Regions from separate parts of the Homo sapiens genome. Here region 2 is linked to region 1. The links are chromatin loops, found by intact Hi-C in ENCODE. Cell type or tissue: PC-9. All regions are shown on one strand.

Evidence for each region. A loop is a pair of places that touch in the nucleus more often than their neighbours do. Peaks named below come from ENCODE experiments on the same cell type or tissue, not always from the same donor. Only the 100,000 strongest peaks of a DNase experiment are listed, where the experiment ranks them.
Region 2: it touches region 1 in a loop (14-fold over the local background); 2 of 110 quality-filtered maps call a loop at or near these places.

Annotation. Positions count from the first base shown.
Region 1 is chr12:104,600,045-104,608,044 of GRCh38, forward strand. CHST11 (carbohydrate sulfotransferase 11) reads left to right here. Exons shown (of 3, transcript NM_018413.6): 2 at 1,862-1,947. Among named protein-coding and RNA genes, the nearest start is that of MIR3922, 12 kb to the left of the region's middle. RefSeq lists enhancers at 3,459-4,086, 4,087-4,713, 5,135-5,722, 5,723-6,310. In PC-9, no CTCF peak of the experiment used is centred here; DNase peaks (open chromatin) are centred at 3,037, 3,717 and 4,237; H3K4me3 peaks cover 775 bases; H3K27ac peaks cover 5,809 bases.
Region 2 is chr12:104,788,667-104,796,666 of GRCh38, forward strand. No RefSeq gene overlaps it. Among named protein-coding and RNA genes, the nearest start is that of SLC41A2, 170 kb to the right of the region's middle. In PC-9, a CTCF peak has its summit at 2,047; a DNase peak (open chromatin) is centred at 4,175.

The DNA.
Region 1 (8,000 bases):
AATACTGTTTGGCCCCTTACAGAAAATTTTGCTGACCCCTGCCCTAGGAAGTCAAGGAAAAGGAAAGAGAAAACATGGCATCTTGTTTCTGGGCATTGATGATTGACTTTCAGAGTTTCCACGTGGCTCAAAGTGACAAGTCAACGGAGGCTCACCTGAGCAGTAGTTTTTCCTCCGGAGACCTTCCAGATGTCATCAGCTGCTTTTGGATGACTCTCCTCCCTTTCCTGACCTCAGATTGACTTCTAAGCAGAGGTCCCTGGGCTAACCCCCTGCAGCCAGCCCTCCCAGTCATTTGAGCTGCACCCTGCTTGAGGTCTGGTCACTCCTCATCAGTCCCCTTGATAGCCACAAATAGAGAAGTTCCCGCCTTCCTCCCAGGGGGATCTAAAATAGCTTCTGAAATTTGTCACCAACACTTTTAAACTGTGGCTTTTGGCCAGGCACAGTTTTAAGCATTCTGCACATAGTAGTTACTCATTTAATCTTCACATCCAACCCAGGAAGTTAGATGCCCCTGTCATTCCCATTTTACAGACAAAGAAGCAGAGACACAGAGAGGTTAGGTAGTTTCCTTAAGGTCACACAGCTGGTAGTGGTAGAGCCAGTATTGAAACCCAGGCTATCTGTTCCAGGGAATGTCCTGCTGTCCATTCATTGCCTCTGTGGAGCAGGTGAATTCTTTAGGCTCATGAAAGGATCTAGTTTTCCTTGTTCCACTCATGCCACTGTTGCACCTCAAACCATAAGAAAACTGCCTCGTACTTGAGAAGAAAGCCCCATTTATTCTTCCCCCATCTCTCTTTTTTCCCTCTCTCCTTCTTTCCTTTCTTCCTTCCCTCCCTTCTTCCCTCCTTCCTCCTTCTCGGCTTCCTTTTTTCCTTTCCTCCTTCCTTTCCTCCCTCTTTTCCTCTCTCCTTCTTCCCTTCCCTTCCTTCCTTCGCTTGCTCCCCTCCCTTTCCTTCTCCTTTCCTCCTTCCCTCCTTCCTTCTCTCCCTCTCTACTGCTCTCTTTCCTTCCCTCCTACCTTCCTTTTTTCCTTCCTTCCTTCCCTCTCTCCCAATTTCATCCCTCCCTTCCTCCTTCCTCCTCCCTCCAACAAATAATGATCAAGCCCATGACTATGCGTTACATAATGCATGAGGGGCTGCACAGAGTGAACAAGAAAAATGAAAAAGAAAGAATTCATTGCCATTTAAAAAGAGCTCTTGGTGGCTTCAATGTTGGTGGGGTTTGAGGAGTTCACTTATTCCCCCTCTTTTATTAATTGTAAGTACCATCTCTGTCTGGAATCATAAACTCTTGTCTTTTCTGCTTCATGCTGATATTTTCACTAAAAGTAACATAATTTAGGAGAGGTTTTGGGGAGGCTGGGCCTCTGACCTGTCCAGTGGGAGGAGCCTCCTGGGGAAGGACCTGCCCATTCTCAGAAGCCCAGCTTTCAGGGACAAGGAATGAAAGGTCATTGACTGTTGCTGGAGAAGTCTGCGGAATCTTAAAATGTGTTACCAAGCCTGCTGCTGGGTAGAACTTGCTGTCTTGAAGCAGCCATTACGCCATCTTTTGTAAGTGGTTTCATTTCAATGAGCTTTAGATGCCTGTCCTGTTTTCTTAAAACACTTGCTGGGGAGACTTTTTAGCATGATCTAGATCCTTCTGGGTGTGGAGATGCCTGAATGTTGGGAAGACAGACAGCAGCTGTGCTGTTGGAGAAGGGACAGTGTGGAAATCTTCCTTTGCTAGAAGCTGGTTTTCTCTTTCTTTCCTGCCTGTTTCTTCTTCCCTACTCTGTGCCTTTTTCTTTGACAGACAACAAATCTTTGTTGCTCATTTCTGATGAGCCTTCACTTTCTTTCCTCAGTCATGCGGAGGAATCCCTTTGGTGTGGACATCTGCTGCCGGAAGGGGTCCCGAAGCCCCCTGCAGGAACTCTACAACCCAATCCAGGTAAGCTTCAAGCACTCTGTCAGCATGTGAATTTTTTTTTTTTGTAGGTATGGATACTAAAAACTCTAAAATTGTGGTCTTTGGGGGATTTAAAACTTCCTTTCACAGCCTGGCATTTTACCTTCAGTGGTTGCTTTCTCCGTCACCCTTTTTCTATGTAGCATCTCTGAAAAATCTAGCAGGGGATGTTTAGAATTAGAGAAATGCCTAGGTTTAGTGCTAAGCATTCAGACCTGCCCAGGGTTTGAACTCCTGAGATTAACAGTCTCAAGTTCGAGCAATGGGACTCGGGAATTAAAGGTCCACCGAAGCTGTGCAGTCTTCCCTTTGGTATCCCCAAAGGAAGAGTTGCACATGGGTACACTTGACACCCATTCCCACATCCCACATATTAAAGCCCAGTGATGCCCCACCTCACTGTGCCAGTTTGGCAAACTCCCTTGCGAGCGGGGACCTTTTGCTAAGTGACTGCCTCAGTAAATCTAACTCGTTAGTTTAATGAGGCAGCAAACGTGGCCTCTGTGCCATCAATTATGAAAAGAGCTCCTCTTTGAGCAAAAGAAAAGCTCCAACCAAGGAAAAGTGTCTTCTGTGGAAAGCTAGTGCAAAGTTAGGAGGCCTGGTTGCCATGGCAACAGCCTCAGTGGTGTGTGTGGGTCTTGATGTGGAGACTCTGGGGCTGATCCTTTTGTAGGAACATTAATTAGCACTTGATGCCCAGAACTGGTAAGTGAACAACTAGCAGCAGCATCAGTGGACCTTCGATAGCCGTAGAGAAAGAGGGAAAAATGTACTGCTTTGGCTACAGTCTCTGACTAAATTTAATACTTCTTTGGACCAAGGTACCTGGTGGAGGAAGATAATGCACGGGCCTCAAAGGTGTCGAATTTTTAGAACTCTTGTAAAGGGATGCACTTGAGAACTATCTGATGCCCCCTACCCCCCTTCCCAATCTCTCACCTGCACTCCCTTCTGGAAAAATGGACTCCTGAATTTATGCATCATGGGTGGCCTAATTAGGTTAACTCATGCCCTGTCTTGAGGTGTGACTTGGCCAGATTAGCCCATTAATTGCCAAGTCAGTATTGCCTGAGGCTTCCTGTACTGGGTTCGGTGGTGACTCAGTGGGGAATTTGATAGTTGGGTTCCCTTTGGTGCCCAAAAAATCTCCATATTATAGGCAGGTCTCCCAGCCTGTCCACACACACCCTGTCCTAAGGAAGAGGCAGAACTGTGCTTCAACAAAGGATAGGATTTCTGGTAACCCGTGTCAAAAACAACACAGGCTCCTCAGATGCAAACCATTCCCTTCTTTTTGTTGATATCCTCTGTTCTCAGATGATTTTCTCCTTCAAAACAAAACTACTGAAACACTGCTGCAAATTTTATGGGTAACATATGGTGTCATGGGAAAAGCTATATCTGAAGTCACCGCCCCTGTGGATGGAAGGTCCATGGACTGCGTCTGTCCTGTTCACTGTTGGCTCCTCAGTACCTAACACAGGGCTCTCAAATACTTGTGATTCAAAACATGAAAGTCCAGGTTCAAATCCCGGCTTCATCTCTAACTAGTTGTGCAACCCTGAATATATGATGAGTTATCTTTAGGGGTCAGTTTTCCTACCTAAAACTCTCCCTGGAATGTTGGGAGGATGAAATAATTCTGATGTGTCAGGGGCTCTGTCAGTATGATTTGTCATTTTTGTGGTCAGGAGGGTGGCTTCCATATCAGAAGCCTTGACTTAGGAGTCAGACCTGGGTTCAAAGCCTAGTTTCATCATTTCTTAGCTATGTGACTATGGGGTGTTTACTTAACCTCTCTGAGATTTCTTTCCTTGATTTATAATGTGGCATGAGCAATACCTGCCTTGCAGTGTTGCATGTGGTGATGTGTCTTGCTTGGAGCTTCCTGTGGAGTTTGCTCCTTCATGGGTTCATTCACTCCTTTTTTTCATTCATTTCTTCATGTGCTGTTACATGTACCTAGGAACATATAGCTTAGTAGCTTAGCAGCTTAGCACTAGGCGCTGGGCACAAAAGGGTGGAGAGGGTGTGTGCTTAGCCTTTTGTGGCTGGTAACTCTGGGCCCAGAGTTGAGGGGAATGATTTGACTGGCGAGGCAGACTCTGCTTGGTCCCATTGTAAACCAGTCATAGAAGAGATGCCTGTCCTGGGTAGGGGCCCTCTCTTCCTTCCGGTAGTGTTCTGAGCATTGTCTGGATGACAGGCCTATTGAGCAGTAGCCTGGGACTTGGGAGGGAAACTAGGGCTGGAGAGCAGCTCTGGGAGGCATTGGGGAGGGCGTAGGTGGATGAGTCACCATCCTCCCTCAAGGACGTCTTGGGCAAGTTGTCTGGCCCCATTAGCCAGCAACCAGGGAAATGTAGCTGCAGGAAAATCACCTCGTTTCCTCGGGATGTTTTTTCTTAGGCTGGTTTCCTTTACAAGCTGCAATTATGTTCCATCCCACGCAAGTTCAGTAAGTGGCACTTTTCAGAGAAACTGTCTTGGTGATCATTTGGGCTGCTGTGGGCCAGGGAGTTGAGGAGAGAAGGGAGTGAGAGCTTCTACTGAGTTTAGTTGGTTTTGTGTCCATGAGCCATTTACAAACTTTGCACCTGATTGGGCTCAGTTGCAGTTTCTTGTATTTCCCTACCAGCCAAGCTGTTGAAGCTGCTGAGCCCGGAATGATGTTATCACTGAGGCAGATGACAAACCCTCTAGTTGCTAGAAACCAAACTGCTCCCCGAGCTGGTGTTTCCGTTTTTTGTACTGACTGCTTATTTGGGCTTGATATATAATGGTGAAAACAGGAACTGTTTATTTTAGGTGATAAGAAACCAACATTATGACAAGAAGATGTCATCTTAGTTACTCTGTTACCAGTACCATAGGCCAGATACTATCTAGATGCTTATAAACATCTTATCTAATCCTTGTAATAATAAGCCCCAAGCTAGGTTTTATATCCCCATTTTATGGATGGGGGAACTGAGGCCAATAACTTCATATAACTTATCCAAGGCCACAAAACTAGTAATAAACAGAGTGAAATTCAACCCAAAAACAAACTACAAATCCAAATTTCTTTACCTCTATGCTGTCTGTACTTGCTGTTACTAGCAAAGTTCTCTTGGTGGGAGTTACCCCATCCCCTCTCCAAAAAAAAAAAAAAAAAAAAAATCAAACCCAGATTTTCACTGGACAAAGGGTTGGGAAAATTGGGAAATTTTGGCTATAATCTGGGAAAACTGGCTATAATATGGGGAAATTGGCTATAATCTGATTTGAGTGTACAGAGTTTTTTATTTTAGTGTCCAAGATTTCTTATTTTAGTGCCTTGCAAACCCCTAACCAATAAAACAACAACGGGGTCAGGAGATCGAGACCATCCTGGCTAACACGGCGAAACCCCGCCTCCACTAAAAATACAAAAAATTCTATGGGCGTGGTGGCGGGCGCCTACAGTCCCAGCTTCTCCGGAGGCTGAGGCAGGAGAATGGCGTGAGCCCGGGAGGCGGAGCTTGCAGTGGGCGGAGATTGCGCCACTGCAGTCCAGCCTGGGCGAAAGAGCCAGACTCCGTCTCAAAAAAATAAAAAATAAAAAAAAAAGTTTGGAGTTGATATTCTTAGAAAAACTGTACTCTGATGTCTTATAATTTTCCTGGTTCTCTGCTGTTTCCTTGGCCCCAAAATAAAATGTAATTGCCGATCAGATCAGCTGGAATCAAGTCACCGAAAGTTCAGGAGGTGTCAACTGCATATTTGTGGGCCGAGCACATCTGCGGGCCGCTCTGGCTCAGTTCAGAGGCACAGGGCAGAGCTGCATTGTCAGCCATTAATAGGGCCTAATTTCCCCTAAATGCCAGCTAGGGCGAGACAGCTTGTCCTTCTGCCCCGCCCACCTCCTGGTCCTCTCGTGGGTTCCCTGAAATCTTCACAACATCATCATGTGGTTCAGCCCTGCCCTGCTTGGTTCTTTCTTTAGCATTTACACTTGCTCTGTGATTACTATGTTGCAAGGGGAGAGACTCACAGCACAGGGCTGTCCGTGAATTTATAAGCGCTGAGTCTAGGAGGTTTGCATAGGGCACAGCAGATCCAATTGTTCTAGGGGTCTCTGAGGACCAAACAGTGTCCAAGGGATTTAGAGGAATTCTGGGGAACTCTCTGGGGCGGGGGGCGGGGGGGGGAATGGCTCCAGGAAAACTGAGAATGACAAGATCTTGGAGGCCCCCACTGAAATCTCTGTTACATGGTGGCGCCTCATTGGTCAAGTCTTCAGGGTGCTAAAGTAAACTTACTTCTCCATCAGTTAGACTCCAGGAAGCAGGATGAGGAGGAGGATGAGGAGGGAGAAGGAAGGTCGGAAGGAAAGAAGGATGAGAGAGAAAAAGGAAGACAAATTACTATTTACTAAATGTATAATACATGCCAGTGACCATTCTACATATTTTTCACACGTCTCATGGAATCTTTACAACAACCCGAAGAGGAAGGTCTCCAGTAACCCCGTTTTTTAGTTAAGTTAACTGAGGCTCAGAGGGTTGAGCAATGTGCCAATCACACAGCTCCTAAATGGGAGAGCCAGGCCTATGAAGCCTGGCTAGGTTGCAGGATGAGGAGAGGCTGGTGCTTTATTTTTCCCGGGTGAAAACATGCTTCCTTGAGATTCTCTTTCCCAGTGACTCAAGCGAGACCTGAGGTATGCTCAGGACCAGTTGCAAAATTCACAAAAGCAGGGGCCAGGACTTCTGGAATGGCATGGAATGGACAATAGCTGTAAACAATTACAGGCTGGGCACAGTGGCTCACGCCTGTAATCCAACACTTTGGGAGGCTGAGGTGGGCAGATCACCTGAGATCAGGAGTTCTAAACCAGCCTGGGCAACATAGTGAAATGTCGTCTCTACCAAAAATACAAAAATTCGCCCGGCATGGTGGCTCGTGCCTGTAATCTCAGCTACTCGGGAGGCTGAGGCAGGAAAACCTGGGAGGCGGAGGTTGCAGTGAGCCAAGATCATGCCCCTACACTCCAGCCTGGGTGATAGAGTGAGACTCTGTCTCAAAAAATAAAAATAAATAAATAAATAAATATATAAATAAAAATTGCAGATTTATTTTTTGCTTAGTGAACCTGATAGATAGCCCAGTGAAGGACAGGCCTTTGACTCCTGGCTGGAGCTGTCAGAGAAGGAGTCACCCCTGAGAATTCTGCCGTGGGATAGAGCATCGCATCTTGGTGACATTTGGAAGCTGGGCTCATTGATTTCATTGAATGTTTTAGATTGATAAAAGCTTGTAATAGTCCAAAGGTTGTTGGGGCAGTTGCGGGGGACTCTCTTAGCCCCAACCTAAATAGCTTTTTCAGCAATGCTTGACAAAATGTGTTCCTTCTATGGACACTTGTAGAATAAACAGAGGAAAAGGGCGTGGGGAGGAGAGGCACCTAGGTCATGTAACCTGATAAGCGGTATATAATAGAAGCTTTTTGCAAAGTTATGAGAGAATCAGGAGTGAGTGGTTAGCCTCTGAGGGGCGGTGCGCAGTGGGGGCCTTTATACAGGATTTGAGTCCGGTCTCTGAAGACACAGCACACTTCCCCATGTTAAAGAAGAGAGACAGCATCACAGAACGGGGAACATCAGCGAGGCCACAGGGAGACAGTCCATGGCGCATTCAGAGAACTGTGAGGGGTTTGTGGCTGGAGTGAAGGTGATGCCAGGGGCGGATCGGAGAGGGGGCAGGAGTGGCAGGTTGGTAGCATGTGGATCAGGTCATGTCTGCCATTCTGGTCATTTCCAATCCATCTGGTTTTTACCTATTGGCAGGGTTGGAGGTCACGAGGAGCCCACAAAAACTGGCGTGCATCTTATAACCTAGCTTCTCCTTTGGCCGCTTGCTAACTGTGGGGCTTCTCCAGGGCAGGTAATGTCCCCTTCCAGGCCTCAGCATTGTCATCTATAAAATGAAGGGGTTAGACTGGATCAGTGTTTATCAAGCCTGTGGTCTTCATATTAGGACCACTCTGGGAGCTTTTGGGAAATGACCAG
Region 2 (8,000 bases), 190 kb after region 1:
TCATTGCAGACAATTTGAGAAAGAGAAGCATAAAGAGAAAATAATCTAAAATCTCACTGTAAGATAATGAACATTTCCTTCCAATCTCTTAAAAACGCAGTTACATATTACATGTATATTTTGTTCTGTGTTCTTTTATGTGATGGTCAGTCAGATGTGGCCACAAGAGGACACAGGAGAGGCTCAGGAAAAAAACAGTTTATTGTATTCACAGATTCTGGAAACAGGAAGTGTGGCACTCCTGCAGGGTCACATGGGGAAGCCACATGGGATGATCAAGGGGCAGAAAGCAGGGGCAAGGGGAAAGTCTAGGCCAGAGGTTACAGGGGTTTCCTGGGAAGGGCAGGCTGAACTGTTTAGAACTGGCTAGTTTGAATAATTTTGGTGGGCTCTAAACTATAGGAGTGGTCCCTGGTTGCCCAGTACCTGGCCCTGGGGTGACTAAAGCCAAGGAATACTGTCTCCTGGGAAGTATAGGCCAGATGAAGGAGGTGTGGCTCTGGAGTGGCTAGTTGGCATATCAAAGACATGCTCCCAGCTGAGTCCTTTGCTTTCCCTAAGAATTGGCTAGCCCCAGAGAGTAGCCTGTCTCCAGCCCAGAAGGATTTTTTGTTTGAATCTCCTCTGTTGTTTTTTTTTAATAGGACAAGAACTTGTTTATTTTATTTATTTATTTATTTTTGCCAAATAAAGCAATTGGACAGCGTTCCTTCCTCTTTTCTTTTTTAAAAAAAAAATTCCATAGGTTTTTGGGGAACCGGTGGTATTTGGTTACTTGTTTTGTTGTTGTTGTTGTTTTTTTTTTTTTTTTTTTTTTTTTGAGACAGAGTCTCACTCTGTCGCCCAGGCTGGAGTGCAGTGGCGCGATCTCGGCTCACTGCAACCTCCGCCTTCTGGGTTTGAGCGATTCTCCTGCCTCAGTCTCCCAAGCAGCTGGGATTACAGGCACACGTCACCACGCCCGGCTTATTTTTGTATTTTTATTAGAGACGGGGTTTCCCCATGTTGGCCAGGCTGGTCTCGAACTCCTGACCTCAGGTGATCCATCCGCCTCGGTCCCCCAAAGTGCTGGGATTACAAGCGTGAGCCACCTCGCCCAGTTGAGTAAGTTCTTAAGTGATGATTTGTGAGATTTTGGTGCACTCATCACTCAAGCAGTATACATTATACCCAATTTGTAGCCTTTTATCCCTCACCCTTCCCACCCTTTCCCCCGGAGTCCCCACAGTCCATTGTATCATTCTTATGGGTTTTTAAGAAGTCAAAACATCACGATATACAGACAATAAAATGTATACAAGATATATTTTATTGTATATATATATATATATATATATATTTTTTTTTTTTTTTTTTTTTTTTTTAATGCATATTTCATTCTTCTGAGCCCCATCCCGAGTCTTCCACTTCAAAGTCAGTGTGGGCCCTTTGGGAGTCCCTTCTTATTTCTGTCCCCAGAGCATGTCTCAAGCCACCTTAGGGGAAGAGGGATGTCCCTCCGTGTTCAGGTGAGGGGCTGCTGTCGTTCAGTGAATGTAGGACGGGAGGCCAGCCTCCCCACCGGCCCTTTTGCTGAAGCAGGCATACACGGCGCCCCCAAAGAGGATGGAAAGTCCTTTAATCAATCCCCCAGGGGCTGTCAGGAAGCTGAATCGGGGAGGTGGCAGGAGCTGATCAGCCGTGTCCCTGACTTACTGAACTTGTACCGCACTGCTCTCTCCTTCTGTACTATGGCCCTGAGGTGCCCAGGCCCCACAGCTGACTCAATTAATCTGAAGTGGGGTGGAGCCATCTATGTTTCTTTTAGGGATTCAGGTGACTCTAATGTGCGAGTGTGAAACACTGGCTAAGCCCTCAGCGCTGTGCTAGGCAGCCCTCGCTTATACCCTACTTATTCCCACTTCTGCCTTCTCCCCTTAGTGTCCCCAACCTCTTCCTTTCCCTTGGGCACACTACCACTCGCTCCTGCAGAAATAGCTCACGACGACGTGCTCCTCAATTCCACGACCTGTGGATTCTCCGTGGCCACTGGCCTCGCAGTTTCTGTTGACGCCATCAGGGGCAGCAGCGAGCGCGGTCTCAGTGAAGGAGGCCTCTAGCTTGCGGCGGGGAGTTGAGCTGGAAAGGGTCTGGATAAGGGTGAGCTCTGATGCTGTTTTCTCCAAAATAGGGTCTGAAAGTATATACCTGAGCTTTGTGAGGATTCACTTATTCCTCCCTGAGTTGTATCACAGTTTCTCTGTTTTGACTTAGGAAAACTGATAAACCTATGTGACTTTCTTTGCTTCTCTCAAATACCTGGGTGGGAGATGGTGGAGGACAGTCCACAGCAAACTCAAGTGAATCCATTACTTTTCATTCTCACCAAAGGTCTGGAGCTGTATCTGGTCTCTGGTTTTGGCCTATAGACACTGCCCTTTTGATCTGAGGGTGAAAAGGGGATTCAATCTAAGAGTATTTCATTTCCTAAACAATCTGGAAGAGATGTATTAGTTTAAAAATCACTCATTGTTTGAGCAAACACTTTCCACATATATTCTATGCATTCTCTCTTTCTCTGCATATGCCATGCCTTCTTTCACTTCCATTATATTGGGAAAATTTCCCCCATGTCATTAAATGTTTTTGGAAAAGATGATTGTGCATGATGATACCTATTTTGCAAATTTTATGTACCATAGTTTTTTAACCATTTCTCTGTTGCCGGACATTTAGTTTGTTTATGATTTTCACTCTTATCAACAACTGATATAAATTTTCTCATATATAAATCTTTGGCCCTCTCACATATCATTTACCATGAACATTGGGAGTACCGTATTTTATCCTTTTGGAGTCCTCTCGGTGTTAAGAACAGAAGTGGTTTCACACGTGGCACTTAATTAACGCTTGTTAACTTCACTCATGGCCTAGATCAACTTGCATTGGCGCCCTATAAAACCTGTCTCTTTAATATTAAGCCATATGAAATCACAAGAGTATGCCAAATCCAATTAGCATCTATCACGACCTATCCACTCTATAAACAGGCATTTCATGTTTCTGTTACATTCAACTTCTGAAATGCTATAAGCAGAATCTATTAAGGCAAACAATGAAAACACAAGTAATAATTTCTTAAAAAACACTTTGCAATGCCTGCATCATACATATTAATTTATAGCTGCAGCAACAGAATCTCATATTCAGATGGTGTCCTTTCAAAAGGAACTGTGTAACAAATCCCAGGCAGTACTTAGCTTAACTTACCTTCCTGGTGATTTATATGATGCACATCATTGTGTGCATAAAGTCCAAATTTCATGACACAGACACATACAATTACATGGATGACAGTAATATGCCAATGAATGATATAAACATCAACTGTTAATTCACTAAGAGAAATAGAAAGTCAAGGCAAAAGAGACTACGTCCCAAAACTACCTGACTACTGCCTTTAGGCAAAAGATCTTTTGGAAATCAGCTTTTAAAGACTTTAGTTTTACCACTGCCCTGAAGCAGGCTGAACCTAAAATGGGACTTTACTATCTGCCCAACCCTGGGCCCAGAGTTACTCATGGAATACAGGTGACTTCACCAAGATTCAGGTGAATCCATTACTTCTTATTCCCACAAAACGTCTAGAGCTGAGTCTAGTCTCTGGTTTTGGCCTATTGACACTGACATTTTGATCTGAGGGTGAAAAGGGATTCAACCTAAGAGTATTTCATGTCTTAATCTAGAAGAGAGGTATTAGTTTAAAAGTCATTCATTGAGGAAACACTTTCCACATATTTTCCATGCATTCATTCTCTGTGTGTGTGTGTGTGTGGTGTGTGTGTGTGTAGACTACCTTTTAGGATTTTACTCTATGTTATATAACTTTACTTTGCAACTTTTACTTTCCCGAAAGTGCCTGGATAAGTAATGTGTAAAGTGTAAGGCAAAGTTGTTTCTGTTCTATCTTGAGCAGTTCATAAAATAACCTTCAGGTCACCTTCCCTGTGATCTGCAGATTGGCTTGGTGCGTACTCTAGAGGTGCCAATCATTCTTTCTCCGCTTACTCCTCTCTGTGAGAGGACTCACGGCACTGGAAGAGGCAGTCCAATCACCATGTGATATCTGCTCCTTAACTTGGCCACAGCAGATCAGAAGCCAGAGCCAAAGATGAGTCATTAGATTTTCTGCCAGGAGGAGTTGGAATTGTGACTTAGTGACTGAGTCTGTTAGCTGCATGGGTTTCTCTTTCTTCTGTTTCTCAAATAGCCTCAAGCCCTTCAGCCTCCTGGGTGATGTCTTCCTTGAATATCCGAATAAAATGTCTTAAGTCCTGCAGTGGAGACAAATGCTATGTGTTAAACTCAATTTCATTTCTTCTTCCTCTTCCTGGGCACACAGGAAGACCACATTTCTGAGCTTCCCTTGCAGTTAAGTTGTGCCATGGCTGTCGGGTGCTAAGCAGAGAGGCAATGGCCAGGAAGAAGAGGCAGGAGTCTCTTCTTGTGCAAGAGTTGACAATTAAAGAGGAGAAGAGTAGAATGGTGTTGGTAAGGTCAGATGGAGGCTTTCCCTTCCAAGGAAGTCTTGTGCATATGATGGAGCAGAGAAGTGGGCCACTGGTGCTAAAGAGAGGAAATGTGGTAGAAATGGATGGGTTGAAGGGTGAGCTTGAAACAATATGGGCATGTCAAGGCAGGGACAAGGAGTTACTGAGGAAGCTTATCCAGAGGCCTCAGCCTTCTCCCTGGAGTCAGAACCACCTGCTGAGGGCAGTGGAGGAGAAAGAGTGGGAAGAGAGAAGCTCTGAAACTGCCCTCTGGGCAAGTTCGTGGAGCTGGACAGCATGGATTTGTAGTAAGCCAGACATGAATGGTTTTGTGCCAAACCCGCGGAATTTGGTGTGTGATCTGGGAGAAGGACCAGAGAAGGCTGTCTGTGGGAATTACCAGAAGTCAGAAGCCTATGTTAGCATAACATTATCACTTGCCTAAAGAACAGATGATAGGGAGAAAAATGTTATTCTTCTAGGCCCATATTTATTCACTATTTCTTCCTACTAATAATACCCCAGTGTCTTTAAGTACTAAAACGTTCCATTTCTACAGAATGTTTTCTCTCATCTGTAAGAATAAAAAGGATGTTCATTTTTTTAAAACATTAGGTACTCATTACTAAACAGGACAAAAATCAATCTTTTTTTATTTTTTAAGACCCAAAACAATAGTTAACTACTATTTGAGCTGGGGATCTATTGTCTAGAAAAGTAATAATTATTAAGTAATTCAAAAAATAAATATAAAAGTAACAGGTTCATTTTTGAAAATTTGTTCAGCACAAAAGAGTTTTAAAAAGAAAAAAAATCCATAATCACATCATCCAGAGCAAAACATTTAAAATATTTTGGTGTCTTAAAAAATTAGTGTCATTCCAGATAAAGTTTTGTACTCAGTATTTTTCACACATTATTTTATAAATATTTTCCTAACTCATCAAATGAGCTTTAAAATATAAATTTGCTGACTATAATATATAGTACCAATTTTTTTGAAGTTTATGCCTGTTTTGTTTGTTTATTTTTTGAGACAGGATCTTGCTCTGTTGCGCAGGCTGGATGGAGTGCAGTGGTGCAATCATATCTCATTATAACATCAAATTCCTAGGCTCAAGTGATCTTCCTGCCTCAGCCTCCCAAGTAGCAGGGACTACAGGTGCATGCCACCATGCATGGCTAAATTTTTTTTTTAGGGATGGGGTCTCGCTGTGTTGCCCAGGCTGGTCTTGAATGCCTGGACTCAAGAGATCCTCTCACTTGGCCTCCCAAAGTGTTGGGATTACAGGCATGGGCCACCAGTCCCAGCTTAAGTCTGTTTTCAAATGAAAAATGTAAAGCTGAAAATTGCTGCAATGTATATTGTGATTATTACCTTAGGACCGATTTCTACAATGGTATGTCAATAGGGCAAAGAATATATTTTTCCTTAAAAATAAATTTTCTTTAAAAATAAAAGTTCTAAATGATTTTTTGAGATACACATACATCATTCAAAAATGAAAATGATCTATAAAGTATACACTGACCAGTCTTGTCCTCATCCCTATTCCCTTTCAGCTTATTATGCCTTGTCCTCTATAGGTAACCGTTTTTCTCAGTTTCCTGATTTTTCTTCCAGTGTTTCTTGCCCAAATGTTTATTTCCCAATGAGAGAAATATCCTGTTTCTCACAACCTTACAAAAAGGAAGGATATTTTATACACTGTTCCATGCCTTGCTTTTTTCACCTTACTATGTATCCTGGAGATCTTACCATATAAATCTGTAAAGATATTTCCTATTCCTTCTGTCTCTCAGTTGCATAATGTTCCATTGTATGGATGCACCATAATTTATTCCACTAGGAGCCCTGAGTTGTTGTCTTATCTTTTACTATTACAAACAAAGCTATAATAATCTTGAAGTACGTCATGACATATATGTCTGCGAATATCTGTAGAATCGATTTCAAAAAGTTGGATGCCAGGCGGCTCCTAGGATGTGTGGAGCTCCAGGCAAATATTCTTTGCAGGGCCACTGCCGTCTTACGCCATTTGGCTTTAAACTGTTGTTGCAAAATCCTTGAACCCATTTGAAGCTTAGTGATTTATCAATGAAGATTTAGTGTAATGGATAGAAAAGAGGTACTTACACATTTGGCTACTGTCCAGTAAGTACAGATGAAGATTCTTCATAGTGTCCAGGTACCATCTTTTTGTGTTTTTTCTTTATTGTCAAATATGTTATTCCTGGCTAATTTCATATCTCCCACTGCAAGGAAAAGTTAACAATATTGTTACTGGTTGCAATGCCAGGGCTCTTCAGAACCTATTTGTATTGAAATGGTACCACATCGACATCACCACATTGACGGTAGGCAAGAAGGACACCAATTGAAAGGGCCGGCTGTGGAGCAGTGGTCTTGAATACCTTTGGGAGAGAAAGGGACAGCCATCCCTAGAGAACTGCCTGACATGTGTTCTAGAGCCAGCAAAGGGGGTTGGGAAACCTCCCTAAGTGCAAGTGATGAAGTATGCACAGGGTAAAGGGTGACTGCTACCACCGTGTCATACTTTAATGCTCTAGACGGGAGGCAACGCTGCAGCCAGAATGCTGATATAAGACAGCTACGGCTTGAGTCCAAGGGTTAACTATGGACAGTTAGTGGCCCAGAGCTCTCAACTTCCCCTGTGTCTGACATGAAAGTCACACAAAATCAACATGTCATTTTGGTCAGTAAGAGCAATCAACTCATCAAAATGCCTTTCTGGAACTAGGGCTGGCCATAGAATCCTGGAACTACCCCATAGGCATGAGTCTCTGGTCTCTGGTGGACCTCAAACAAGGGGAAAAACAGAAACTGGGCCAACTGCCAGCCCACTGGCCAGTCTCAGGCTTTGGATGGCAACTTACAAAACTGTAAGGTAGGAGCTTCTGCCAACTGGAGACCATACAGGATCAGTTCCAAGTTGGGGCACCCTGCCCAGATGGCACTGCTGACTCCAGCTAGTCTCGCTATCAGTGGGGAGACTTAGAAAGAAGATTTAGAAATTAGGAATTCACTCTAAAGAAGGGGTAGGTGAACGTGTGTGTGTGTGTGTGTGTGTGTGTGTGTGTGTGTGTGTGTGTGTGTGTGTGTATGTGTGTGTATGTGTATGTGCAGGGCCAGATAGTAAAGATTTTAGGCTTTCAGGCTCTATGGTCTTTTTTAAGGCTACTCAATTCTACTGTATAGAGGGAGAGCAGCCATAGGCCATATGGAAATGAATGGACATGGCTGAATTCTAATAAGCTTTATTTATCCAGGCAGCAAACTGGATTTGGCCCACTGGCTGAAATTTGCCAAACTTTGCTATAAATCATGCAGCAAAGGGCCCAGCCTTTACTTGCCTAGTAATGGTGAAATTACAAGATAGGATGACAAGTGCATTTGTAATTTTGTTATATATGGCTAGATTCCCCACTATAGAGCTTTTATTCTGCTCT